2 separate regions of the Homo sapiens genome follow, and region 2 is linked to region 1. Evidence: read pairs that join two places in POLR2A ChIA-PET (ENCODE). Cell type or tissue: PC-3. All regions are shown on one strand. Links, peaks and the distances in the headings refer to the core of each region. The heading gives the core; the rest is flanking DNA.

Region 1 (16,320 bases), core at 3,195-11,194:
GTCATCTTCTCCAAAAACCACCACAAATCTCTAAAAACAGAAACAGAAATAACTAAAATGATACTAGGCCCTTAGCAATAATACCTGGATTGTTACAAGGGCCTCCTAACTCCTCTTAGCTTCTAGTTTCCTCCTCAATTCCAATCCATTTTCTATACTATCCATTCTGTCACCATCCCTGTAGAGAAAGACAGAACAATAGTCAAAGCATTTTCACATGCCTCCCACTCATTCCAAACTCAAAGTCTTCAAGATGACATTCAAGATCCCAGAGGATCTGATTCAGCCTGGTCTGTCTCCGATGGGCTCCTTTATAAACCTGCTGATTCCAATAGACCACCTATTTCCAGCCCATACAAGCCAACATCTTTTCTGCCTCTGGGCCTTTGCTCATGCTGCCCCTGGTTACTCCCCAACCCCCAGAGTCCTCCTGGATTCTGAAGGCAGCACTGTGTAGAAGAAAGGGAACTAAATTAGGAGTCAAAACACCTGGATGCCAGACGTGGTTCTGACATCAACTGGTTGTGTGCCTTTGGGCAGGTCCTACACCTCTCTGGGCTCAGTTTCCTGTCTATAAACAGAAAGATTGGACTAGTTCACCCTATAGCCCTTCCACCTTTAAAAAAAAGTATTCTTCGATTCCTATATGCTCGACCAAATCCAATCTCTCCTTCAAAGTCTGCAGGTCCTCCAAGAAATTTCTCTGAGCACTTCAGCCCACACTATTCTGTCCCCTCTGTGTGGAATCCAGAACAAATTACACAGTGCATTCATTCAACCAAGATTTCTGAGCATTTTCTTGGCCATGTTATGATAGCAAAGCCTTGGTAATAAACATAAAACCAGTTAGGACCCAGGCTGTAGTTATCACCTGTACCTCCCTTTCCTCTCCACTATTTTTACCCAAGTGAAGTCATGAACAGCAAATGAATGCAAAAGATACCATTTAGTCATTTATTTAACAAATATTTAAAGAAAACCTTCCATGTCCTATTCTAAAAAGTAAAGATATCAGTAAACAAATGGATCAAGTCCCTAACTTCATGGAGTTTATTTATTTGGGAAAGCAGACAGGAAAAACACAGAAATATGTAATATAATTTTAGGAAGAAAAAGAAAGGAGGGGATTAAAGAGTGACTCGGAGCAGTTTTACATAGGATGGGCAGAGAAGGCCTCCCTGAGGTGGCACACTCGAGCCCACACTCAAATGAACTGGGTGACAAACCAGCAATATTCAAGGAGAAGAGCATCCTAGGAGCAGGCAAAGGCCATGAGACAGAAGAGATGGGAGGAAGGCAGGAGCAGATGGGAGAGCTGGGGCTTAGACCACACAAGAACTTGGTAGTAAATGTGCATTGTACTTCTAAGTGTGATAGCATTCCATATGAGGGTAAAAAATATATATATTCTCATTGCTATGTGGAGAAGAGACTGCAAAGACAGGAGCAGAGGAGCCAGGACCAGCTGAGGATGGCTATTCTGAACCAGTCGAGGGCTTGGCTGGTCACCCAAACTAGGTCATTTCCTGGCTCTCCAGCTTATAAGCTGTGTGAGCTCAAGAAAGTCCATCTCTTGTCTCAGTTTCTACACCTTTAAGCAAGGATAATAAAAATACCTATATTATAAGGTTGTCTGGAAGGCTAGATTAGTGCACATAAAACCCTTACAACAGCCTCTGGCAGCCAGTAAACATTCCATAAATGCTAGTACTTCAAAGCCAGGGAATCACCTAAGAAAAGTGAAGACAGAGACAAGAAACAGGCTGAAGACTGAGCCCTTGGGCGCTCCAAAAGCTCCAAAGGCCTCCATTTGGCCCAAGATTTGCCATAAGCCTGCACGTCCTAAACCTTGTCTGGGGCTCCAAACCCCCTGTATGTATCAATAACTCAAAATTTAGAGCTTGATGATGTACTGCTTTATATCATTCTTTAGGTAACAATTATATGTTCTAAGTTCAGGTTATCACTTTCCCTCAGTTGTATTGTATATCTACTACCAGGCTTGGCATAGGGTTAGATAAACACTAACGTGTTTTTTTGTTTGTTTGTTTGTTTGTTTGTTTTTTTGAGACAGAGTCTCCCTCTCTCGCCCAGGCTGGAGTGCAGTGGCGCGATCTCGGCTCACTGCAAGCTCCGCCTCCCGGGTTCACGCCATTCTCCTGCCTCAGCCTCCCGAGTAGCTGGGACTACAGGCGCCCGCCATCGCGCCCGGCTAATTTTTTGTATTTTTTAGTAGAGACGGGGTTTCACCATGTTAGCCAGGATGGTCTCAATCTCCTGACCTCGTGATCCACCCGCCTCGGCCTCCCAAAGTGCTGGGATTACAGGCGTGAGCCACCGCGCCCGGCCACGTGTTTTGCAAATACTCATTCATGGATTATATCATGTATATTTCAAAGAAATCAATGTAAGGCACTATACTTCCTTTTAAAACAAAGAACCATCTTCTCTTCAAGGAATAATGTGAATTATAAGTTATATCCTCAGCACTGCCCCACTACCCCCACTACCCTATCAGTCCCATCTTGGCAGAGACAGGCATGCTGACCAAAGAAGTTACACCATCTGCCATGCCATTTTCCCACCTGACTTCCTGTCCACATGCTTTGTGAACAAAGTTTTCTGTCTCTTCTTTCCTGGAAATTTCTCAAGCTGTAAAAACCTCCCATACCTAGCAACATGTCACACCTGCCCCTGTCCCCAGAATTCCCCATGGCCCTTAAAAAAGCCTAAACAATGAAGCCAAAATATTCCCAGAAAAACAGGAGCATCAAAACTTAGGAAGAAAAGAGGGAAAGAAAATGGGCATAACCCAAATAAACACCTAGAGAATCATCCAGCAGGGTTCTTCCCGCCAAGGTACAGGAATCTCAGTGCCTTCAACTAGTTACTATGAATATTTATAAAATGACCTTAGGAAGTCCTAGCCAGAACAATCAAGCAAGAGAAAGAAATAAAGGGCATCCAAATTGGAAAACAGGAAGTCAAACTATCTCTGTTTGCTAATGATATGATTGTACACTTAGAAAACCCTAAAAGATGCCTAGATCCTCCAAAAGACTCCTAGATTTGATAAATTCAGTAAAGTCTCAGGTTACAAAATCAACGTACACAAATCAGTAGCACTGCTATATACCAACAACCACCAAGATGAGAATCAAATCAATAACTCAATCCTTTTTAATACCTTCAAAAACAAATAAAATACCTAGTAATATACTTAACTAAGAAGGTGAAAGAGCACTACAAGGAGAACTACAAAACGCTGCTGAAAGAAACCACAGGTGACACAAACAAATAGAAATACACCCCATGCTCATGAAATCAAAGAATCAATATCATGAAAATGAGCATACTACCCAAAGCAATCTACAGATTCAATGCAATTCCTATCCAAATACTAACATCATTTTCGAAAATATTAGAAAAAACAATTCTAAAATTCATATGGAACCAAAAAGGAGCCCAAATAGCCAAAGCAATCCTGAGCAAAAAGAAGAAATCTGTAGACATCACGTTACCTGACTTATACTGCAAGGCTATAGTAACAAAACAGCAATGGTACTGGTATAAATGTAGATACACAGACCAGTGAAACAGAATAGAGAACCCAGAAATAAGCCAAATACTTACAACCAACTAACCTTCAACAAAGCAAACAAAAACATAAACTGGGAAAAGATACCCTATTCAATAAATGGTGCTGGGAAAACTGGCTAGCCACACGCAGAAGAATGAAACTGGATCCCTATCACTCACCATATACAAAAATTAACTCGAGATGGATCAAAGATTTAGATCTAAGACATGAAACCATAAAAATTCTAAAAGAAAACTTAGGAAAAACTCTTCTGGACATTGGGTGAGACAAAGAATTTATGACTAAGACCCCAAAAGCGAATGTAACAACAAAAATAAATAAATAAATGGGAACTAATTAAACTAAAAGGCTTCTGCACAGCAAAAGAAATAACCATTAAACAGACAACCCGCAGAATGGGAGAAAATATTTGCAAATTATGCATCTGACAAACAACAAATACCTAGAATCTGCAAGGAACTCAAATAATTCAGCAAGAAAAAAACACTCCCATCAAAAACCGAGCAAATGATATGAATAAACATTTCTGAAAAGAAGATATACAAATAGCCACGAAATATATGAAAAAAATGCTCAACATAACAAATCATCAGGGAGATGCAAATTAAAACCACAATGAAATACTCTACCTTACTCCAGCCAGACTAGCCATTACTAAAAAGTCAAAAAACAATAGATCTTGACATGGATGTGGTGAAAAGCAAATGCTTATACACTGCTGGTGGGAATATAAATTAGTACAACCTCTATGGAAAACAGTATGGAGATTTCTCAAATAACTAAAAATAGATCTACCATTCAATCCAGCAATTGCACTACTGGGTATCTACTCAAAGGATGAGTCATTATATCAAAAAGATACTTGCACAAATATGTTTATCGCAGCACAATTCACAACAGTAAAGATACGGAACCAACCTAAGTGCCCATCAACCAATGAGTGATTAAAAAATGTGGTATGTATACACCATGGAATACTACTCAGCCATAAAAAAAGAATGAAATAATGTCTTTTGCAGCAACTTGGATGGAGCTGGAGGCCATTATTCTAAGTGAAGTAACACAGGAATGCAAAACCAAATACTGTATGTTCTCACTTATAGGTGGGAGCTAAGCTATGGGTATGCAAAGGCATATCGAGTGGTATAATGGATTATGGAGACACAGAAGGGGGAGGAAGGGAGGGAGGGAGGGGAGATGAAGGGTTACAAAGACTACATATTGGGTACCATGTACACTACTCAGGTGACTGGCACACTAAAATTTCAGACACAATTCATCCATATAATCAAAAACCACTTGTACCACAAAAGCTATTGAAATAAAAAATACATATTTTTAAAATATAATAATAATGAAACATTTAAAAATAAATACATAAATAAAATGACCTCAAGTGATAAGGGTTTCCAACAGAACAAAGGTCCAAGTCAGTGAGGGGAAAAAGATTAACTTTTTCACTCTTTTTTTTTTTTTTTTTTTTTTTTTGAGACAGGGTCTCACTCTGTCATCCAGGCTGGAGGTCAGTGCCACAGTCTCGACTCACTGCAATCTCAACCTCGGGTGATCACCTCAGGTGATCCTCCCATCTCAGCCTCCTGAGTAGCTAGGACCACAGGTGTGTGCCACTGTGCCTGGCTAATTTTTCTAATTTTTGTAGAGATAGGGGTTTACCATGTTGCCCAGGCTGGTCTCAAACTCCTGAGCTCAAGAGATCCACCTGCCATGGGCTCCCAGAGTGCTGGGATTACAGGTGAGTGCCACAGTGCCTGGCCAACTTTTTCACTTATTTATTCAGTTTCCACAGAACTATCTGGTCTTCTGTTTTTCTTCCCTGTCCTACCCACCCATGCTCCCACACGCCTAGCCTGGGTGATAAGCCGCAGAAAATAACGCTGACCCACCAGGACCACAGCTCTTGATGTGGCTTCAACCAAGTCTGAGCCTCATATCCTGAGATCTACCCCAGCCCTCCAGGGACCAGAAATAGTGACAAATACATGGGAACTATGTAGGCGACTCAAATGTAGACAGAGCTGGGCACATCATACTGCTCCCAAATTGGTTTTCTTGAACAAACCTAACCTGAAATAGACAAAGGCTGCTAGATGTTATTTTGCCAATACCTTTTGGCAGAGCTATTTCTAGCTAATTCTGATCACTGAGCTACTCATGGAGGTTTTAAAAATGGTCCATCTTTAAACCTACCATTTTGGGAGGCAAAAGTGGGAGGATTGCTTGAGCCTGGGAGTTCGAGACCTGTCTGGGCAACATAGGGGGACCCCGTCTCTAAAAATAAGTAAGTAAATTAATTAATTAAAAAAAATTTTAAATGGCCCTCTGAAACAAGATATAAAGTGGCCTCTACCCACGCCCCATGACTCTTAACGCCACTTTCTTTTTTTTTTTTTTTTTGAGACCGAGTCTTGCTCTGTCACCCAGGCTGGAGTGCAGTGGCACGATCTCGGCTCACTGCAAGCTCCACCTCTCAGCCTCCCCAGCAGCTGGGACTACAGGCACACGCTGCCACGCCTGGCTAATTTTTTTGTATTTTTAGTAGAGAAGGGGTTTCACCATATTAGCCAGGATGGTCTCTATCTCCTGACCTTGAGATCCGCTCGCCTCGGCCTCCTAAAGTGCTGGGATTACAGGCGTCAGCCACTGCGCCCGGCCTGCCTCTTACGCCACTTCCTATGCAAACACTGTGGTCCTGAGTGCTATTCTAATTCAAAAGAGTGACCTGTCAATGTACAAATGGGGGAAAAATAGCAAAACGGAATCCTCACAACTGATATTGCTGATTAACTGGACAAGAAGGATTCAATTAATATACTTTGACCTTAAGTGCCATTTTTCCATGTTAACCCACAGCACCAAATACTCATTTGCAAGTTGGGTTTTCTTTATCTCCAGGTATCTATGTACAGATTCGAGTGACTACTGAAAAGTACAAAGCTTTGATTCCCCTCCCATACAATTATACTATTTTCAAGAGAATTTCCATTCCCCTGGGACTTGGACCCAGTAGAAGAAGCCTTTTGGGTCTAAGTACTTAGAATGCACTCATCCCTGGCTCAAGAGGCAAGACCAGACTTTCAAGAAAAGCTTCTCCAGGCAGTCCTGGAGAAAGACAGCTATTGAGTGGCACTTCCTAATTCAAGGGGATATTATGCTAACTAGAGTTCCCGGCAACAGTAAATGTAATCCAACATGACTAATAGAAAAAATAACTGACTAGGCCCTGTTTACTCACTAGAAAATATATCCCCACATGATGAGCCTTAACAGAGGTCATCTCAGCTTCCAGAGACCAGAGTGTTGTAAAAACAGTTGCTTCCCAACAGCAATATTTGGATCAGGAGGTACCCAACACTCATATCCAAAACTAATTTCCCATCCAATTTCTTTTGTTGTTGTTGTTATTTTCACTCAGGGGCTCACTCTGTTGCTCAGGCTGGAGTGTAGTGACACAATCTCGGCTCCCTACAGCCTTGACCTCCCAGGATCAAGCAATCCTCCCATCTCAGCCCACCGTTTAGCTGGGACCACAGACACGCACCGCCACGCTCGGCTAATTTTTGTATTTTTTTCATAAGGACAGAGTCTCACTGTGTTGCCCAGGCAGGTCTCAAACTCCTGGCTTCAAGCAATCCTCCCAATTTGGCCTCCCAAAGTGCTGGGATTACAGGTGTTAGCCACCAGGCCTGGCCTCCATCTAATTTCTTAACTTCATCCACTCATTGATTCATCAAACCCCTAACATTAAGCATATTCACTGAAGAAAGGTAATAAGAGAATAAACAGATGCCCGTACACACCCCAGTGCTTTTTCCGCAGGAGATATTCAAAAACTATAGGACACAAGAAAGGAAAAGTATATAAATGATAGTGATACAGAGCACTTCCCAGAGACCAGTGTCTGACAGTCTCAGGACACTGACTCTGATTAAAGGCACTTTTTACCCCACTCTAGTTAGCCGCCTCCAAAAGGAAGAATGGAACAAGACGGAAAAAATTTAAAAAATCTAAATTCAAACTTGTCCTTGGCTAAATTTACATCCAAGATCCCAACTTCACATCAAAGAAAGAAAAAAGCCACCCAAAGTGACCCCTGCCTACTCAAAGGAGTTTCCAAAACATTAACAAACAGGGACAAATTCCCAGCATATTCTAATTACTATGACCTTTTATCATTAAGAGTCCCATAAAAAGGGGCTTATTTCTAATGCTACTAACAAAGGGTTAAGCAGATTATTTCTATCATATTTGCATGGAGATCCTAAATTCCAGTTTAAACAAATGATTCCCAGACTTCTAGATAGGCCTTAATTGGGCTAATCTGTTACTTTTAGTGCAATCTCGCAAAGGCTGGATTCTTCTTAAGCCCTTAAAGGACTTGAGTAAAATTCTTTTGATGGTAATTTTTTTAAAAGATCATCTCCAGAGTTTACATATATTCCACAATTACTTATGCTGATAGAAAAAAATATATATATTTTACTCCAAAAGGCTCCTTCCAGTTTGAAAGCTCTAATTGCCAACATATCTGATATGAACTTCCTGCATAAAACAAAACACAAAGCAACAAGTATAATCATAGGTCTAAAAAGAGAGACTTGTTAAGGAAAACAGAGAAAGCTCAGCTTGTTTAGCCAGAGGAAGGGAAGGAAAGGATGGGTACAGATGGGACAGTCTGTACATTTGGTAGCTGCCTTTGGAGTCCAGGAAAGACAATTTGTTCACTCTGTGAACATGTGTGCATTGAAGAGGGACAGGAAAACAGTAAAAGTAGGAAACATTAAAAGAAAAGCTAACTACAAGGAGATAATCTGTGATCATCAATCTGGAAACCTTCCTTAGAAAGTGTTTCCCAGGGAAATTGTGAGATCTCTTTAAGAGAGATTAAATCTCTTCAGAAAGATTTAAGGATATTTGGAGGTGGAGGAGGTCAAAATAGTCAAAGTTCTACCATACTAGGAGATTACATCTGAGTATCAAAGGGATATTCCAGTCCTGGGGAATTGTCCAAATGCCATCCCCACTAAAAAATAATTTAGACTATTTTTAAAGAGGATATTGCAGCCCTATTTTTCTTTTTCTTTTTTTTTCTTTTATTTTGAGACGGAGTCTCGCTCTGTCGCCCAGGCTGGAGTGCAGTGGCGCGATCTCGGCTCACTGCAACCTCCGCCTCCCGGGTTCACGCCATTCTCCTGCCTCAGCCTCCCCAGCAGCTGGGACTACAGGTGCCCGCCACCACGCCCAGCTAATTTTTTGTATTTTTAGTAGAGACGGGGTTTCACCGTGTTAGCCAGGATGGTCTCGACCTCCTGACCTTGTGATCCGCCTGCCTCGGCCTCCCAAAGTGCTGGGATTACAGGCGTGAGCCACCGCACCCGACCTGCAGTCCTATTTTTCTAAGCTCTTAGCTATCTTAGAAAACCTAAATCACCTGTTTAATAAATTATTAAAATGACAAGTACCAAATACAAAAACATTAACTATGTAAGCAATGCATCAAAAATGCAACCAAACATTTCTAACATTTAAATAAGGGCATTGCCAAAGTCTCTTCTTGAGGCCCCAACTCTCAAAACTAGGTTCAAGAGCATTCTCCCGGGAAGACATACCAAATGATCCCCAACCAACAATGAGCTTTGCCATTCTCTGGAGGAATGACCACATAACCTATAACCAGAGGCTACAGAGAAAATAAAATGACTTTCAGGTGACACAAAATACAAACTGGGAGAAGGAACCAAGGTGCTAATCAGGGTGTGACCACCTCTATCTGGCCCTAAGGGATTACCCTGATCTAGAAGAACTAGGAAAACTGAGCTCAGAGATCTCTCAAACATCAAATTCCAGGAACTTCTGAATAAATGGCAAAGCTGGAACTTTAACCCAGGTTTTTGTACTCCAAATCCCCTACACTAAGAGGGGTCACATTCCTCAGAGGTCCAAAACCCAAACTGAGTCATATCCTGACCCATGTAGAGGTCCTGGTGATAATTTCACCTATCAAAACCCCATTCAGTAAGGCAAGCTCTCCAAGGTGTGAGAGGCTCTTAAAGGTAAAAATGGGTGTGGAGAACCGAGATCATATTTTGATTTCGCATTTTTTATTTGACAAAAAACCATGGGTGACTCTAACATTAATTAAAAGAAAACTTCTTTAGTTGACAAACATCACTTTTCTGCCTGTCAAGCTGCCCCTCCTTAGTGAGCCCTCCTGCTAGGGGATATTCCTTGGCCAAACAACCAAGTCTCCAGAGCACTAGCAAGTTCAGAGGAAACGGCGTACAGGTTGCACAAGAAATAGCAAGAAATCCAGATTGTATTCAAAGCGGCAGACTAATTCTAGTAAAATGTCTCCACCCACTGCTGCCCTTCCTGAGCCCATTATCTGCCGAGAATCAAAGGGCCTGGCTATAAATGTGGGTGTCCAATGTCCTTATAAGCTCCATAAGCTGTATACATGAACAATACGATTAACTGGTAAGAAATGTGGAGGGGTAGGAAGACCTTTGCACATCTCTAAATCCTGGCTTTCCTATCCCTTCTAAATCCCCACGCAGGAACTCTACAAAGGCCTCCTGTTTTTCCTCCATAACACAAAGTGAAATAAATGTATATTTTATGTTAATCTTTCTCATAATTAAGAAAGGTAATCTAAATTCACTTTTACCTTACTAGTACCAAGTTTTAAAATTCAGCTTTTTTTTTTTTTTTTTTTTTTTGAGACAGGGTCTCACTCTGTCACTCAGGCTGCAGTGCAGTGGCATGATCATGGCTTACTGCAGCCTCAACCTCCTGGGCTCAAGTGATCGATCCTCCCACCTTAGCCTCCTGAATAGTTGGGACCACAGGCACATGCCAACATGCATGATTAATTTTTGTATTTTTTGTAGAGACAGGGTTTCACCATGTTGCCCAGGCTGGTCTCCAACTCCTGAGCTCAAGCAATCTGCCTGCCTCTGCCTCCCAAAATGCTGGGATTACAGGTGTGAGCCACAGCACCTGGCCAAAATTCAGCATTTTTAAGAAATAAGAGAATATGAGAGGAAAAGGCACATCAACTTACCTAAGATGTTTAGGGCGAGGAAAAGCTTTTAAACAAATTACAACATTGATCTACCTCTCAGGGTAGTCATGAAAGAAAAAACCAAAGCATTGCGAAACATGGGGGAACATAAAGGACAAACCAGCAGTGGCATTGATCCACATACACATTCCATTTCAGCGTATGCCTGGTAAGATTCAGCTCTTTTCTGATCCAGAGCAGCCCCGTGGTCACTCCAACTAGCTCTTTACCCAGTGAACCAAGCTACTCGCTGCAGGGTACAGTAAGTGAGACAGGAATTGAAACACCCAGATATCCTGGCTACATTTCCTTTTTGAACCTCCTCATTAGGAATTATGACTTGCACATGACTTGTGATGAGCATGTCACATTCCTGTACATAGATGTCACCTTAATCTTCTAAAATCACTGCTTTACCCATAGCTCCTTTTCTCAAAAATCTTTAAAACCTAAACAATGTCTACAGGATAAAGTTCCAGCCCTTGAGCCAGAATTCAACCTGACCACAGTTCGGCTTCCACTGGACCTCCCACTGCTCTTTGGAGAAGGCAGCTGTGAAAGCACCCATGTTAGTCTGAGAGCCAGGCATTGGAATTCCAGCTCTGCCACTTTACCACTTGTGTCATCCCAAGCCAGTTACGTATCTTTTTGATCTTGTCTTTTTAAAAACAAGAATTCCCTCATCTTTAAAACAAGAGCAACAATACCTATGTCACAACACTGAAGGATGAAAGAGAGAGCTGGCAGGTGGCATAGAGCAGATGCTATTACTTTTCTCTCTAGGTCCAGTCCAAATGGTCTGCTCTCCATTCTCTTGAAAGCTTTCCCCAGCAACTCTCCACCAGTTTCAGAAGCATACTTTGCTTCAAGGCTCTCCCCTCTTCTATGAAACCGCCCTGCCTCAGAATCATTTTCTCCTTGAGCTTTATAATTCTTAGATTCTAAGCCAAGTTTGTCCAACCTGCGGCCCATGGGCCGCCCAGGACGGCTCTGAGTGTGGCCCAACACAAATTCGTAAACTTTTAAAAATATTATGATTTTTTATGCGATTTATTTTAAGCTCATCAGCTATCCTTAGAGTCAGTGTATTTTACATGCGGCCCCAGGCGATTCTTCTTCCAGTGTGACCCCGGGAAGCCAAAAGATTGGACATTCCTGTTCTAAGCCAATTGATCTGAAATTATCCTTCACTCAAATGTCACTTCTCTTTCCCCAAGGAGTCCACAAACTCAAGACCAAGGATTTCCCTAATTACCAAGCCAATCCAATCTAAGCGTTCAGTAAAAAAATACTTTTAAGGTAAGAGTTGCCTTGGAGTTGTCTACCAAAATGGGTGCCCTTCTGGCCCAATTAGGGGATAACATTTCCCATACATACACTTGAACAATTTTTCTTCCCCCTATCTTGGGGAGTTTTTCCAAAGGTAATATTTGCCAGATAGCCTGGGCCCAGTGGCTCACGCCTGTAATTCCAGCACTTTGGGAGGCCCAGGCGGGTGGATCACCTCAAATCAGGACTTTGAGACCAGCCTGGCCAACATGGGGAACCCCATCTCTACTAAAAATACAAAAATTAGCCAGACGTAGTGGCAGGCGCCTATAATCCCAGCTACTCGGGAGGCTGAGGCAGGAGAATTGCTTGAACCCAGGAGGCGGGGGTTGCAGTGAGCCGAGATTGCGCCACTGCACTCCAGGGACAGAGAGAGACTCCGTCTCGAAAAAAAAAAAGAAAAAAATTTTTTAAATAAAAAATATATGCCAGATAAATAAAAAGGAGGGTTACATCTATGTTAGTCACCTAGGAACTCTCTGCCAGACCAGCAGAATTTAAGAAGCCTTCACTTCATGCATTCAACAGGCTCTTCTTGAGTTCTGGCCTTGTGCGGTCCTTAATTCAGCAAGGGAGATAGGCTGTGAACAATTCAGTCTCTATCTTGGATTAGCTTTCTGGACCCCAGATTACGTCTAACCTTTTAGAAACCCCTAATTCTGGCAAAAAAAAATCAATTAAGGGATTCACCTTCTGAAAAATATTAAAACAAAACAATGCAGCCCTTTGGGTTTTAACCCTGTGGCCCCATCCCAAAATGGCCAGTTGCAGTGTGTGCAGCTAAGAGGTAGCTGAAAACAGTCTTGCAGATGGGATAATGACCTCTTTGCCATTCCCAAGACCCTGCTATCCAAACAGCAGAAACACCTGGTTGGTAATAAAAGCAAGAGCTGGACTAAGGCTGTACTAAGGCAAATTTTCTCACTTAATGAAGAAGTTATTTTATTCATATTAATCATCAACTACTTTCATATAAAGATCCCAGGAAAATGCAATAAGCCCTCTTTAGAAACACTTGAAAACATTGTCTCTTGAACTCTACTCAGTTACTAAATTATTGGATAACGTGCCATAAACGTTGACTAGAGTGTGGACCCTTTAATACTTAGTGCGTGTCTGCACAAGGGCAAAAAGTGAACCATCCACAAATAAACATAGTTTAACTTGTTGCAGTAATAGCATGCAAAGTTAATTTTCCTTTGTTTGAGTTCCGTGTGTCTGTGTGTGTTGTGCGTGTGTATGTGTGTGTGTGTGTGCGCGCGCGCGCGCGCGTTCTTCAAGGAGCCTGCATACAAGCTGCAACAGCTCCAGGTAGGAGCTCGAATGCCGCCACCGAGAGGCAAGGCGGTGCGCAGAGCCAGCTCCCAGGACGTCCCGAGATCGGGTCTCCGCTCGGCACCAGGCAGCTCTTCACCGCCGGACTCTGGCCGCGAGGTTCCCCACCCCCAACCGCGCGGCCCCCGCCGGGCCGGAAAGCAGAGCCGGCGGCTACTGACCGCCCGGGAGGGCGGACCCCACCAGCCCCGCTCCTCTGCGCCTGCGGCGGCCCCCACGCGCGTACTCACGGAGCTGGACACCGCTGCCGGGGCCGGGAGTCGGGAGCAGAGGGAAAAGGGCTGGGAGGGCAGGGGCGGGACCGGGCGCGCACGCGGGAACCGGGGCCACCCGGCCCGGAGGCGCTTACCTCTGCGTTCCCCAGCCGGGCCGGGCGCGGCGCCTGGATGGGGTCTCGCCGGGAGCCGCGCGGCCCGGAGGAGGAGCCGCTCCTGCAGAGAGGGCGGGCGGCGGGCAGGCATCCGCGCCCCGGGCTGCGGCCGGGCTGCAGGGAGAGAGAGGGGAGGGAGCGCAGATTTGAGTGGAGGGGGCGTGGAGGATGTGCGCCTCCACCCAAGACAGAGAGGGTGGGCTGCTGGAGCCCGGCGGAGGGGAGCGCTCGGAGGCGCCGGAGGCAGCGAGAAAGCCGCGCCGAGAGTGTGCGAGGGAGGGTGGGGGACAGGGGTGAGGGAGGCGGGGGCCGGGGGCAGCAGGGAGGAGAAGTTGGCCCCCAAACTGGACGGCCCTCACCTCCTCACCATCCGACCAAGAGTTGTCTGGGTCTGGAGCAAAGCACAACGGGGTCTGAAACTTTATGTCATTTTCTCATACACACGTGACCCCCCTGGAGTCCAGATGGTTTCAATCACTGGAGGAAAAAAGCGGCTCTTCTGGTATGCGTGAAAAGCCGGAGCTGGGAGAGTCTGGGAAAAGCTGCCTGCACCGCCCGCCGGCCTTCAAACAAACCGATGAGCTCTTTCCCTTCTCCCAGTTCTCGGGCCTCGGGGGAGCCCTACAAAACCCAAATGAAATTCAAAGAAGCTACTTTTGGTACTGCAGCAGCAGCAGAACTCCCAAAGCACTAGGGTTCCAAGGAGCCTGGTCTCAACCGAAAGCTCCAAAAGGGATTCTGAAATTTTACTTTAAATACTCCACTGGTTTGCAAAAACAAAAACTAGAAAAGGGTGCCATTTAATAATAAAGCAATGGAATAACAGCACTGAGAATCTGTGATTTATTAGTGGAATTTGAAGGAAATCATTAGCCCAGTATAACAATCAACTTGGAAAAGAAAAATGTAAATTACTTAAGATCCAAACCCATACTTAGTGAGATGTTAGGAAATCGTGTAATCCATTTTTTACTCACGTAAATCACTGTAAATAAAATTTGATAATAGAAATGCACAACAGCAGCAATGAAAATTGACTTTTGAAGTTTCAGTTTTACATTGACTTTACAAATTTACATTTCTAAGGAACCAGTGTGTATGAACATAAGCAGGCTCCAAGGCCAGGACATGTTCCAAAATCCAAGCCAGTTCAATTGTCACATATCCTAAAGAGGTATTTACTCAGCTGCAGGGCAAGCATCAAAAATAATGAGTTTAAGATACATCCTGAGGCCGGGCGCGGTGGCTCAGGCCTGTAATCCCAGCACTTTGGAGGCCAAGGTGGGCGGATCACTTCAGGTCAAGAGTTCAAGACCAGCCTGGCCAACATGGTGAAACCCCATCTCTACTAAAAATACGAAAGTTAGCAGGAGTGGTGGCAGGCGCCTGTAATCTCAGCTACTAGGGAGCCTTGAGGCAGGAGAATCCCTTGAACCCAGGAGGCAGAGATTGCAGTAAGCCAAGATCGCACCACTGCATTCCAGCCTGGGCAACAGAGTGAGACTCCGTCTAAAAAAAAAAAAAAAAAGAAAAAAAAAGATACATCCTGGAAATAATTTAACTTGGTCAAGATCGAACACAAGTAATGGCAAGAACCAAACTGATAAAGTCTACTGTTCCTTTGCCAAAAAAGGATATTACACAGGAATTACTAGTATTAACTCTTTGTCTCCAAAATACTGAGGCCAAAGGACAGTTTGGCCTTTCTAGCAGAAGGCCTTATATGCGGTGTGATGCAGTCTGCGCATGAAAAATAAATCAATTCCTCGTTGAGTTGCTTCTACATTAGGAAAGCCCAAGATTTCAGCTGTTGTTGAGGCACATTGAAAACACAAAGGCCAAAAATCAGCACAGGTTTTACTCCAAAAATCAGAACAGTTTTACTTTAATCAGAACAAGTTTTTCTCCAAACTCACAATCTAAGTGAGTTTCTACTCTAGTTCACTGAAGTGCTTGAACACCTCAGGAGACCTGGGCCATATTTGGATGAACTTAGCCCTCTCCAGTCTTTTCCAATCTCTCCAATCTCAAATTAGGATGGTTCTGCCCCAAACGTGGAACAAGAGAACTCATGAATGTAAAGGCAAGCCACAGAATTTAGCCAGCCTCCAGGTAAATTCTACCTGCAGCTCTCTGAGCTCTGTAAGGAGGTTCTTAAGTCTCCCACTTTCAAAACTATTAGAACCTCTACTACTAAAGTCCCGTTTTTCTTGTAACATCTCTAAGGAAAGACAACTCAACAGACAGCATCAAGATTTTCTCTAATCAGACCCAGGACAATAATTATTTTCATCATTGGCAGCTGCTGCTGCTGCCTCTTATATGTGCTGAAGCAATGTAAGAGGGCAATAATTAGATATAAATACTTGTTCTTTTTGTTGGCCAATTCCATTGTAAGTTATGCATGGAACTGTTTTAATTCTTAGGAAAAAAACTTCATTAGATCTGCTCTCTCAGAAAGAAAAGTTAACATCCCTTAAATTGTCTAAATATAGTCTAAATATAGCCTTGAGTCTAAACTTCATATATGTGACTATTAGTTCATCTTAATACTGGCCAAATATTTATTAGAGACACTGACATCAGAAATGGTGTTAATGCTAT
Region 2 (11,395 bases), core at 3,396-11,395, 170 kb before region 1:
TGTACACAAGCATTTACATATTTAAATATTATAACAAAATATTTCTGTTTTATTTCTCCCCTTTTATATTACAGTTAAGGTATATTTCGGTAGCTTATATTATCTTTGAATTTCATTTCAGGGTAGTGAAGGAGGGAATTAAAGTATTTGCTATTAAAAAAAAAACTGTTGGATCTGATAGGGATGAAAATCATTGGTTTAGAGGTCCAGAGATCATGTGAAAGAACGTGGAAAGAAGCCCTGAGATCATGTGAAAGAACGTGGAAAGAAGCCCTGAATATTTTTTGTAAACCTCAAGCCAGGCCCACTGTCCACACCCTCCTCTCCCCATAAGGCTGCTGTGCCTTGGCCATGGCAATCACTCTATGGGCCCTTGCAGCCTATTCTAAGCCATTATATGCCAGTACTGATTTTCTGGATTGGGACCAGAGCTGCAGCCACAGTAGCGGGGAGACATACCGCTCTGGTATTCACGGAAGGGCATACTAGATTTTAAAGACACATAAAAGTGGCAAAATTTATGAATAAGGCTGGATGTGGTGGCTCATGCCTGTAATCCCAGCACTTTAGGAGGACTGTTTGAGCCCAGGAGTTCAAGACTAGCCTGGGCAACATAGTGAGACCCCGTTAATGCAAATTTAAAAAAAAAATTTACACATACACATCTTGTGATCGGATCACATGTCTAAAGTGGTTCTTTGGAGCCATGCTGAAAAAGGAGGGGTGGAGAATTGGGGAGGAAGGGAGAGAGAGCGCATGTACCTTTTAGCCTTTTAGGAATTAAATCTGGTTTTTTGGGTTTTTTTTGAGATGGAGTCTCACCCTGCGCCCAGGCTGGAGTGCAATGGCGCGATCTCGGCTCACTGCAACCTCTGCCTTCCGGGTTCAAGCGATTCTCCTGCCTCAGTCTCCCAGTAGCTGGGATTACAGGCACCCCACCACACCTGGCAAATTTTTTGTATCTTTAGTAGAGACGAGGCTTCACCATGTTGGCCATTGCTGGTCTTGAACTCCTGACCTCGTGATCCACCCGCCTCGGCCTCTCAAAGTGCTGGGATTACAGGCATGAACCACCGCGCATGGCCTGTATTTTTCTTATTAAGGAATCTGGTTCTATGACTGTCCTAAGCCCAGGCTGAGTTAAGAGCGACGAGTTCTGGAGGGAACTACTTCCCACTCTGAGTCTTCTGGTTGTAATCCTTGTCTTTTCTCTTGATCTGAACTGAAGACTCATGAGGCTTCAATCTCTGTCCTAGTCCTGGCAAATGGCAGAGCCAGAAAATGACTTTGCCTTCCCAGAAGACAAACCCTCCACTTTATTCTGTGAGGCTGACGGCAGGCCCAAACCATGGACAGGTTGGGGCCTGTGCAGGCCTCAGTGGAGATGGGGAGGAGGAAGAGGGGAAGGAAACTTAGGATGGGATCATCTCTCAACAGGGTGGAAGGACAGGAAAACTTTACTCATGGTTCAAATCCTGTCAGACCCAAACACAATACCAAAGAAAATAGTTGCAGCTTAATGCCTCACTTGGGAGTTTGCAAAGTCTCTGCTCTCCGAAGGCCTTGGTGGGTGAAAAGCCTAAATCGTCCTTATTTCCCACCTTGCTTCTCTCCTTCCTCTTCCATGGAATGTAACCGTACTTTCTGTATGAAAACCTAGGGTTCCAATGGAAAAACGATTCACAGAGTGACATGCAAGAGTCACAGGGAGTAGGTCAGGGCTATGCCCAAGCCTGGGTTGGCATTAGCTGGGCTTTACTCTACCAATGTTAGGACACTCAATGACATCTTAGGGGCTTCAGGCAGAAGAGGAAAATGTTAAGATTTACCTAATAATGGGGCCGAAGGGCAAAGAGCATTCTTTCCATCACTGGAAACACTTAAGCACAGGCTGAACAGTTGAGGGAAGCTGAACTACTGCAATGACTGGGTATCTTCTAACTCTTAAGACCGGTCATGCAACTTAGGCTGGAGAACTCCATTTCAGGGGAGGTCAGTGACTCACACTGAAGCTAACCCCTTAATCTAGTACTCAGTTCCCTGTGTGATGGTGTTTCATCCCTGACTGGCCAGTCCCAGCCCATTCCCAGGAGAGAGAACTAGATAACAAAGCCAAGGAACACATGAGGCTCTGGGCCCAAACAACTGTACATTGTTTATTGAGAACACCCGTAGATGGGAAGGAGGGATGCCCTGTACCGCATCGTGGCCACCACTGACTGGGAGCCAGGCCCAGAGAGCACTGGCAGAGCTGGGGGTGGGCTTCCCATGACACACTGACCATCTCGGAGGGTGGGAGGAATGAGAGGACTAGGCCTAAGACCCTGGTGCCATGCTACAAATGGGGACTGATTGGCCTTTGCCTTTCAAAAACAGAGGGTATGGGTATGCGGACTACCAGCAAAAAATAGAAACTTGATTTTTTTAAAAGGTCCTCCTGTACATAACAAGACAGCATCTGCTCTCCAGGGCCCGGGACTGGCAGCGGGGACCTCAGGCAGGCAGGCAGGCCGAAGGCCTCCAGGGAAGATCAGTGGTTTGGCTGAGACAGTCAGCTGCACAAAACTGGCCAGTCACGAGCACCCAGCGAAACTTCATCCATGCTCTGGCAGGACAGGAAAGCACCCGGCCCCTTGGGAATATACAAATATTTGCCATATTCTCTTTGCTTGTTACAAAAAACAGTTAAGAAAGCTTACAGCAGATTATTTACAAACAGTATCCTGGGATATGATGAAGGCAGAGGTGGGCTGGCTTGGAGGATAGGATCTGTGGGGGCAGAGGAGCCACAGCAGCCCAGAGGGTCCCAGGCTGGGCCTTCTCCCCAGGCTTCAGGCTCTGCAAGGCACTGGACTCTGCTACTGAGAAGGAGGCTTAATTCTTCTTGTGGAGAAACTTCATTTTGTTGCCTGTGGGCCAGAGAGGACAAGAGAGAATGTTCAGTGTTATCCCTTCCAACCTCCACTCCCTCTCCTCCTTGTAGCCCTAACCCTGTCAGTGGGAGAGGAAGGATTAGGAAGACTGGATTATAACTGTGATCTGATCCAGGGTAGTGAAAACACGTGAGAGCTCTAATTAGGGCACCGGTATTAATCACTGTGTGGTTTTACGCAAGCCACTTAACCTCTTTGGTCTCAATTTCTCTTTAAACAGAAACATGCTATGATTCTCTGATCTGGCGGGCTGAGCACCCTGCAGGGAGGGGTGCATTTTGCAGGAAGGGCACTCGCACTGCTGTGTCTGCAGACCTGTTATGGTCTAGAGGAAAGCTCACTGGCTCTAATGGCCTTCATATTCACTCAGGAAGGAGTGCAAACAGAAAGACCTGATGTATGTGGGAACCTGGGATTCCTCTTTGTAATGCAATATGGTAAATACAGCCTGTCCTCCATATCCATGAGTTCTGCGTCCATGGGTTCCATGTTTATAGATTCAACCAACTGGAGATCAAGAATATTTGGGGGAAAAAATGGATGGTGGTGTCTGTACTGAACATATATAGACTTTTTTTTTCTCGTCATTATTCCCTAAACAATACAGTATAATATCTATTTACAGCTGGGCATGGTGGCTAACGCCTATAATCCCAACACTTTGGGAGGTCAATATGGGAGTATTACTTGAGCCCAGGAGTTTGAGACCAGCCTGGGCAACATAGCAAGACATCATCTCTACAAAACAAATTTTAAAAATAGCCAGGTGTAATGGCATATGCCTGTAGTCCCAGCTACTCAGGAGGTGGAGGAGGGAGGATCACGTGAGGCCAGAAGTTTGAGGCTGCGGTGAGCTAGGATTGCACCACTGCACTCCAGCCTGAGTGACAGAGCCAGACCTTGCCTCTAAAATAAAATAAATAAAATATAAAATAAAATAACAAAATTTATATTATATTAGGTATTATAAGTAATCTAAAGATGATCTAAAGTATATGGGAAGATGTGCACAGGTTATATGCAAATACTATGCCATTTTATAGAAGGGACTTGAGCATCTGTGGATTTTGGTATCCTTGGGTATCCAGGAACCAATCCCCCACAGATATTGAAGGACCACTACTGTGCAAAATGCCCTTGGAATTCTGGCTGAGAACCTTCTAGTCACTATGGGATGTCTACATCCTGTTCTGTCTACAGCCCCAGTATAACACCTGTTGACATTGATTTAGAGTATTCGGGAACACAAATCTCCCAGCCCCTTCCTTCTTGCTGAACATCTATCTCATCAGTAACAAGGCCACTTACCCAAACCTCGGAGAAACTTATTCATTCCACTCTGCTCAGTGTCTGGGAGTTCTTCTAAGTACTGCTCCACTCGCTGCTCAAAAAGGCCTGGGTAAAAGAAACAGGCACAGGGAAGAGAACAGTCATTGGAGGAAGGGAAGGAGAGGCCTACATGAAGGGAACCATGGAGCACAGATGCCAAAAAAGGAGAAAGAAAACATCTGGGATGATAATTTGCAGGAGCATCTTACTAGAATTCGGGCTGGCTCATCAAGGCGATCATTAGTGACATCTTGCCGGGGTTTGCTGCTGCCACCCTGCCTCCCCATGCACATTCCCAAGCTGCACTAGGTGAGGAGGCTGCTTCTCAGTTCAGAGCTGCCCCAAGTGGACATCTCTAGCTTCCTTCAGACAACTCTACCATGTTGTTCCAAAAAGGTTGTTATACTAAATGGATAGTATTAGAGGACAGAAGAAGTACTAACCCTGAGGTTAGACAGAAAAATTGTGATGAGATGAAAAAGCCCTCGAATGAGCTGATGAAATAGCAAAAAACAAGATAACCATCTGCCTTAAATGAAGACTGCCACCAACCTACGACAGCTGGCCCAATGCTCTGTAAGGGAATTCCCAACCACTGGGTTCTCAGAACCCCCGAAATTGCTCAGTCTGCTCCTTTTCTCTGGATAGAAGGGCTTTCTCCTATCTTTCTCTTTGAGGAGGGGGTGGGCAACCAATGGCATGCTGCTCCTAGGTGGAGATGAGTCCTACCTCTAGCCATGTGGCTTAGCTTGTGCATAGCCTTGTGAAGGCATTTACTGGGGCCGGAGGAGAAGAATGCTACCTTGAAGTTTCTAACAGAGGTAAAGGGATGTTAAGAGGCCTGGCCCTAGCTGATGTCCAAGAGCTTCCATCATAGTGCCTGGTTCTTCAGCCCTGCTGTGGGTGAAAAAATTAGAGAAGAGAGCTGATAACCAAGACTTACCCTTTGCCCGACACTTTCTTAGCTCCCTGTCTTGGATGAAGCCAGCAAACATCTGAGACTCCATAAAAACCTCAAGAAAGCGGCGGATGCTTTTGGAGGCCACAGATTTGCGGAAGGCCTCTCGCTGAAAGGCCCTCTCTCCCTTCTCACTCTGTGTCAGAAAGAGGGAGTAGTGCCCAACGGTCTCCACAAAGAACCGGATAAACACCTCCGACACCAGCCCATTGAGGGTATTACATTCTGGAAGGGAAAAGACAATCTTTGAGGTTCAGGTCAAGAGCCTGCAAAGCCTTCCTCAATCTTCCTGGTGTAGTCTTCCTCTCCCCAACAAGACTTCCAGCCAGTACCACTCTTCTGTTCTGGAAGCTCTTTTTGAGACCGAGTTTCACTCTTGTTGCCCAAGTTAGAGTGCAATGGCGCCATCTCAGCTCATTGCAACCTCCGCCTCCTGGGTTCAAGCAATTCTCCTGCCTCAGCCTCCCAAGTAGCTGGGATTACAGGTGCACTTTTTGTATTTTTAGTAGAGATGGGGTTTCACCATGTTAGCCAGGCTGGTCTCGAACTCCTGACCTCAGGTGATCCACCCGCCTTGGCCTCCCCAAGTGCTGAGATTACAGGCGTGAGCCACCACACCCGGCCTCTGGAAGCTTGCTTTCTTGTGCTCATAGCCTTGTAACTAGCCTACGAGCTGCAGAAGGCCAGAAACTATGTTCTGAACATGGAAGTTGAAACATAATTGCTGGATGAATTAAAGTAGAAACCAGAGCACCACTTTCATCATATCCCTCACCCTAAGTGATTTTTCTGGCTTCCAAGGAAGAGGAAGTGCCTTTCATCTCCTGCAATGGCTTGAGGCAAGGCCTCAGAAGGAGGAATAATTAGTTTTCTGTCAGCAGAAAGTATCTTTGGGGTTGCCACATGTCTTTGGGTTTTCCTTCCTAAACTACCTGGGGTAGAAAAGACGCTAGAGTGAGACCAAGGTCCTCATCAGCCAGAAAGGGTTTGGTGTGCAGAGGCAGAGTTCTGGCCCTATGGGGCCCTGACCCAGAGCAGAGGGAGCCTGGAGCAGAGCTGACCGTGCCCGGGCACTATTCTCACCATCGTCGGAGTCGCTGTCAGAGTCCTGGGAGATCAGCTCATTCTTCCTCTCCAGAGCCTGCTCCAGAGCTGCCTGTAACTTCCTAGGTAACAACGTGTCTTCGTCGTCCATCTGCAGGAGAAAGAAAGCACAGTGACAATCATAGCTGACACTGAGCACTTACTATGTGCTAAGACCTGTTAGAAGAGCGTGAGTAGATAATCTCATTTATCTCTCCCAGTAACCCTCATAACTATCATCAACCTCATTTTAAGATGAGGAACTGAAGCACAGAAAGGTTAAGAAACTTGCCCAAGATTACAGAGATTAAAAGTGGTAGAGGGTCAGGCGCAGTGGCTCACGCCAGTAATCCCAACACTTTGGAAGGCTGAGCGGGAGGATCGCTTGAGCCCAGGAGGGAGTTCGAGACCAGCCTGGGCAACTTAGCAGGTCCCTCTATCTGCAAAACACACACAAAAAAACAATTAGTCAAGTATGGTGGCATGCACCTGTACTCCCAGCTACTTAGGAGGCTGACATGGGGAGGATCACCTGAGCCCAGGCAGGTCGAGGCTGCAGTGTCATGACTGTACCACTGCACTCCAGCCTGGATGACAGTGAGACCCTGTCTCCAAAAAAAAAAAAAAAAAAAAAAAAAAAAAGGGGGTAGAGCCAGTGTGGCATTCACTGGCCTCTGTGACCAGGACCAGCCAGGGGTTCCTGATTAGGTCTCCCCAATTCCTCCATCTTCAGCTCCAGGCAGGAGGCACAGTTGGCTTGGGGCAGGGGGACTGTGGCCAGCCTGTGTCTCAGGAATGAAGTTAGACTGTTGTTTCGTCTCTATACTCTGTTTCTGTGTCCACATCACTATGCCTGGTACCCAGGGAGTCCTCAGCTCCGTCATTGGTGTGTAACAGACAATAAGTACATTTCCATAGGGGAGAGCACTGGGTTGTGCTCCTTTGTAGAGAGCCAGGAGGATTTCCACGACTAACAAAGGCTTTTTGTAGTTGACAACAATGATTGCAAACCTGTACGTTACATAACAATCTATAGTTATTTGTGTAACCCCCAGCAAACATTTCAAGGCAGGTGTTGTCACCACCTCTCCTTTAGAGCTCAGAAGAATTTAGAGGCCTAAGACCATGTGGCTCAAAGGGGGCAAAGTCCAGTGGCCAAGTCTGTGGACTCCCAGGCCGTGTTCTTCAAATTCCCACACTGCCTTCTAGAAGCTCATGATGTCACTGGAAAGGCGGACCCTGCTAAGGTCAAGGATTCCAAGACCAGCTTCTCCCCACCCTTGACTAGTCTGTGAGTAGTACTGAACCCAGAGAGAGAGCTCAACAAACAGGTTGTGAAGGTTGAGTAGTGTGTGTGATGGTGCAGGGTGCTCAGGAGCCCAACTCTAGCAAGCACCCACCCTCTTACCTGTCGGATGAATCGGTCAGATCCCAGATTCACCATCAGCGCCTGAGAAAAGGAGTCATTAGCAGAGTGGCTCAGGGCATGAGTCCCGCAATGCCCTCTGCCAGGCCTCCAGACCTCCCAGGTTCCCAGGGTCAGCTAACAGGAAGTACTCCAGCCGGGGATAGACCTCCCAGGGAGAAAGGATAAGAGCCTGGTAAAGAGGCCGAGGGGCCACAAGTAAGATCCCAGCACCTGCTTCCCCCTCCACCCTTCCCCCCAGCTGGTTCCCCCGGTGGCCCACCTCCTCCACAGGCAGCTCCTTCAGTTTGGGGAGGGAGCTGGAGAGCAGGCCAACCAGGAAGGGGGTGGGACAGCAGACGATGTCAATCATGGAGGCCGGGAGGACAGGAATGAAGGTGTGCTGCCAGGAGAAGGGGTAGAGCAAGGCCACCACCGCGTGGGAGCAGCTGGAGAGGGTACTGATGGGCAGACAGAGAGACAGAGTACCTGAGCCCAGGCCCAGGAACTTAGAGCTCGCTGGAGGCTCAGGACAGCCTTTGATCGTAAACCTCCCAGTGCAACAAAAATGCTAATGGGGTTCAGGGACCCTGCAGACTGGTAAAGTCCCCGCTTTCCCACTGCGTAGCGCCTCAAGGACAACAATGCTACTCTCTTAGGGAAATGTACCTGCAAACAGCCAGGAAGGTATGCAGCAACCCGCAGGACAGTCATCTGACAAAGATCTGGAAAAGGGCTGTCTCGGGTTTGGGGGGCACATCAGTGGGCCCGTGGCTGAGGAGGCAGTAGGTTTTGTAAACCCCTAGGGCCAGTGAATGCAGATCGTGGGTACCCTCTCCCACCCCACATCAGAACTAGGCAAGAGGGACAAAGAACTTGTGGAAAACCTAAAACATCAGCAACGGATCATGAGCTGGCTGGACCTACCCCTCCCCTCTCCAGCCAGAGGCAGACCCCAGGCAGAACAGGAAGGACATCTTTTCCAAGACCCCAGATTGGCAGAACTTGAATACCCGGCCAGGCCAAGAACAAGACCTTGGGATCGTCCCTCCCAGAATGGTCCTGGAATGTGCTCAGAGGCAGCTGCAACCACAGGAAACAATAGCTGTATTCACAGCCCCACGGGAGCTGGCCTGGGGGGGGGCAGGGTGGCAAAGAGGAAGCTCAGCCCTGAATTAGAGGGTAGAACCTTCAGGAAAAGAAACCTCATGGTCCAGGCTCTCTTAGGGGCCACTAAGGTCAGGCCAGGCCAGGGCACCAAAGCTGGGCAGTCAGGGGCTTTGTTGGCTGACAATGACCATGGCTGGTACACAGGAGGGGCCTCTTGGAACTGCTGTACCCAGCTCATTCCAGCTGTTGGGCTAGATTTCTTCACAAGGGCCTGATGGGCCCACAGAACACCTAGAAGTGTGAGACACAGAAGCATTGAGGCTGTGATGGGAACAAGTGAGGGGCAGTTTTCCTTTCTAAACCCTGGTGCTCTATGGAAAAGTCAGCAGCTCTGGTTTTTCTTCCTCCTTTCTTCTCCTGGGCTGAGGATGGGCCTGCGTTCCTGTCCCTCTGAAGGCAATCGGGAGTTCATTTCTCGGTTTCCTCTCAACTGCTTCCTCATACATACGGAAGGAAATACCCCAGGGATTCAGGACTTATTGGAGGACAAACCAGAACGGGGATTTTCCTTCACTGCCCTCCTGTGAGCACCTGACATTTAAGGTGGCTTAATCAATGTCCAAATGACCACTCTAGAGAAACCACTGCTTGGGATGGATTCTTTGACCAAAACAATATGTAACATGTTGCCAATAACCCATCCTGTTGTTGTAGGACTTACTAAGAAATTATTTTATGGAGAGAGGAAAAGTTTTTGTTTCCTTTTTTTAAAAAAATTTTTAAATTTTTATTTATTTATTTATTTTGAGACAGAGTGTCACTCCCAGGCTGGAGTGCAGTGGCACAATCTCCGCTCACTGCAACCTCCACCTCCTGGATTCAAGCAATTCTCCTGCCTCAGCCTCCTGAGTAGCTGGGACTACAGGCCCAGCTAATACAGGGTTTCACCATGTTGGCCAGGAGAGTCTCGATCTCTTGACCTTGTGATCTGCCCACCTCGGCCTCCCAAAGTGCTGGGATTACAGGCGTGAGCCACTGTACCTCATTTCCTTTAAAGCAGCTCAAAAATGTTTCTTGTCTGGAAAGAAAGCCCCGGCTCTTAGAGCCAGGCAGGCAACCTTTGATATGCAAATGAAGACCATTAGAAATTGGGTCCACCCAACATGGCAATTCCCACCGTTGTCCTCTTGCCCTTGCCCCTACAGGTGCCTAGCAGCATGGCTGCCCCGCATATTCCCACGTGTGTAGAACATCAGGCGCCCTACATTCGCATATTAAAAGGCTAGGATGGGAAGGCCAGCTTCCGGGGGGGGGGGGGGGAGGGGCTACATGAATGACATGCCTGGTCAAACCAATCCCCTAAGCCCTATGCAAATCAAACACCGCCTCCTCCAGCCTTCTTATCAAACTGGCTGGTATCCACAACACTTGGGGTTCCCTCTCTCGGCTTTGGAGCCTCTCTCCCTCTGTCTCTGTACTTTCTTCTTTCTGCCTTTCTCCTTCCCTTCTTGCCTATTAAACTCTCCGCTCCTTAAAACCACTCCACGTGTGTCGGTGTCGTTTTATCTAAACCAGCATAAGAACCAAAAACCCTAGTGTTCCTGCACTCATCGGAGCCGTATCACTTGTGCCTTGCCTGTGTCACCCCCTAACCACCACTGACATAAAACTTTTTTCTTTTTTAAACCTTGGCTGTCTAGAAGAGCTCCGACTTCTTACTTCCTAAACTGCCTCACGTCCAGTGACCATCACTTCTGCCACCCCTCCCATGGCCACCACCAGACCTTCTCGACACCTCTACCTCTAAAATCATAAATGCCAGCATTTCAGACCAAGACCTGTGACCCATCCAGCTCTTTTCTTACTCCTCCTAAACCAGCTCCCCGACTTCCCTGGCACCTCCAGGCCCTGCACATCATCTGTTTCCCGGTGTGGGCTGGCCAGCCTTCCTCACCCACTCTCCTCTCTGCACCTCAGTGCCCCCATCACATCCTTCTCCCCAGCCCTCCCATTGCCCAGCCCTGGGCCACTGCAGTTGCCTTCTCCAGGGGACACCCTCCACAGGACCCTCGCTGGCTGGCTCAGCATTCCTCACACTGTCCCCGGTCAGTGCTCTTGCCCCTTCCTCACAGCAGCTCTTTCCTCAAACTCAGCATCCCATTGAGATGGCTTTGCCTCCCCCTCCAGAAGAAATGCAACCATCCACCAAAAATCTCAATTTCTTAACCTTTCCCCTTTACATATCCCGGCACCTGCACAGTCTTGGCTGTTGCAAAGGAAGAAATATCCCTCCCTCTCCCCTCAGGCCAAGCCCTCCACAGGGTTCTCAATCCTGCCATCTGTGTGCTCCCAAACCCTGCTCCCTCACCCACACAGGGGTGCTACCTTTCCACCTAGTCTTCCATCTCCCTACGCACAGCCCCACTCCAGCACTGGTCTCCGGCGCCTGCTTAGGCTCCTGAACACTTGCTGATTCGCTTGTGGGTGTGCCTTCCCCCCTCCCTTCTGCTTTCTTGCCCGGCTGGGCCCTACCTGAGCTTATCTGCCACAAAAATGACCCGGCGCTCCAGCAGCAGT

Evidence for each region. Peaks named below come from ENCODE experiments on the same cell type or tissue, not always from the same donor. Only the 100,000 strongest peaks of a DNase experiment are listed, where the experiment ranks them.
Region 2: POLR2A ChIA-PET joins it to region 1 with 11 read pairs; 17 of 35 experiments call an interaction of 5 or more read pairs at or near these places.

The regions. Positions count from the first base shown.
Region 1 is chr11:8,857,259-8,873,578 of GRCh38, forward strand. It overlaps a transcript of DENND2B not described here. Among named protein-coding and RNA genes, the nearest start is that of AKIP1, 46 kb to the right of the region's middle. RefSeq lists enhancers at 5,675-6,175, 6,176-6,676. In PC-3, for the core only: no CTCF peak of the experiment used is centred there; a DNase peak (open chromatin) is centred at 6,793.
Region 2 is chr11:8,691,222-8,702,616 of GRCh38, forward strand. DENND2B (DENN domain containing 2B) reads right to left here. Exons shown (of 20, transcript NM_213618.2): 14 at 11,351-11,395; 15 at 7,992-8,169; 16 at 7,712-7,753; 17 at 6,304-6,415; 18 at 5,206-5,445; 19 at 4,242-4,328; 20 at 2,131-2,909. The coding sequence ends at 2,875. Among named protein-coding and RNA genes, the nearest start is that of SNORA3B, 11 kb to the left of the region's middle. RefSeq lists enhancers at 6,961-7,748, 7,749-8,534, 10,897-11,395 and a silencer at 7,741-8,035. In PC-3, for the core only: no CTCF peak of the experiment used is centred there; no DNase peak of the experiment used is centred there; H3K27ac peaks cover 557 bases.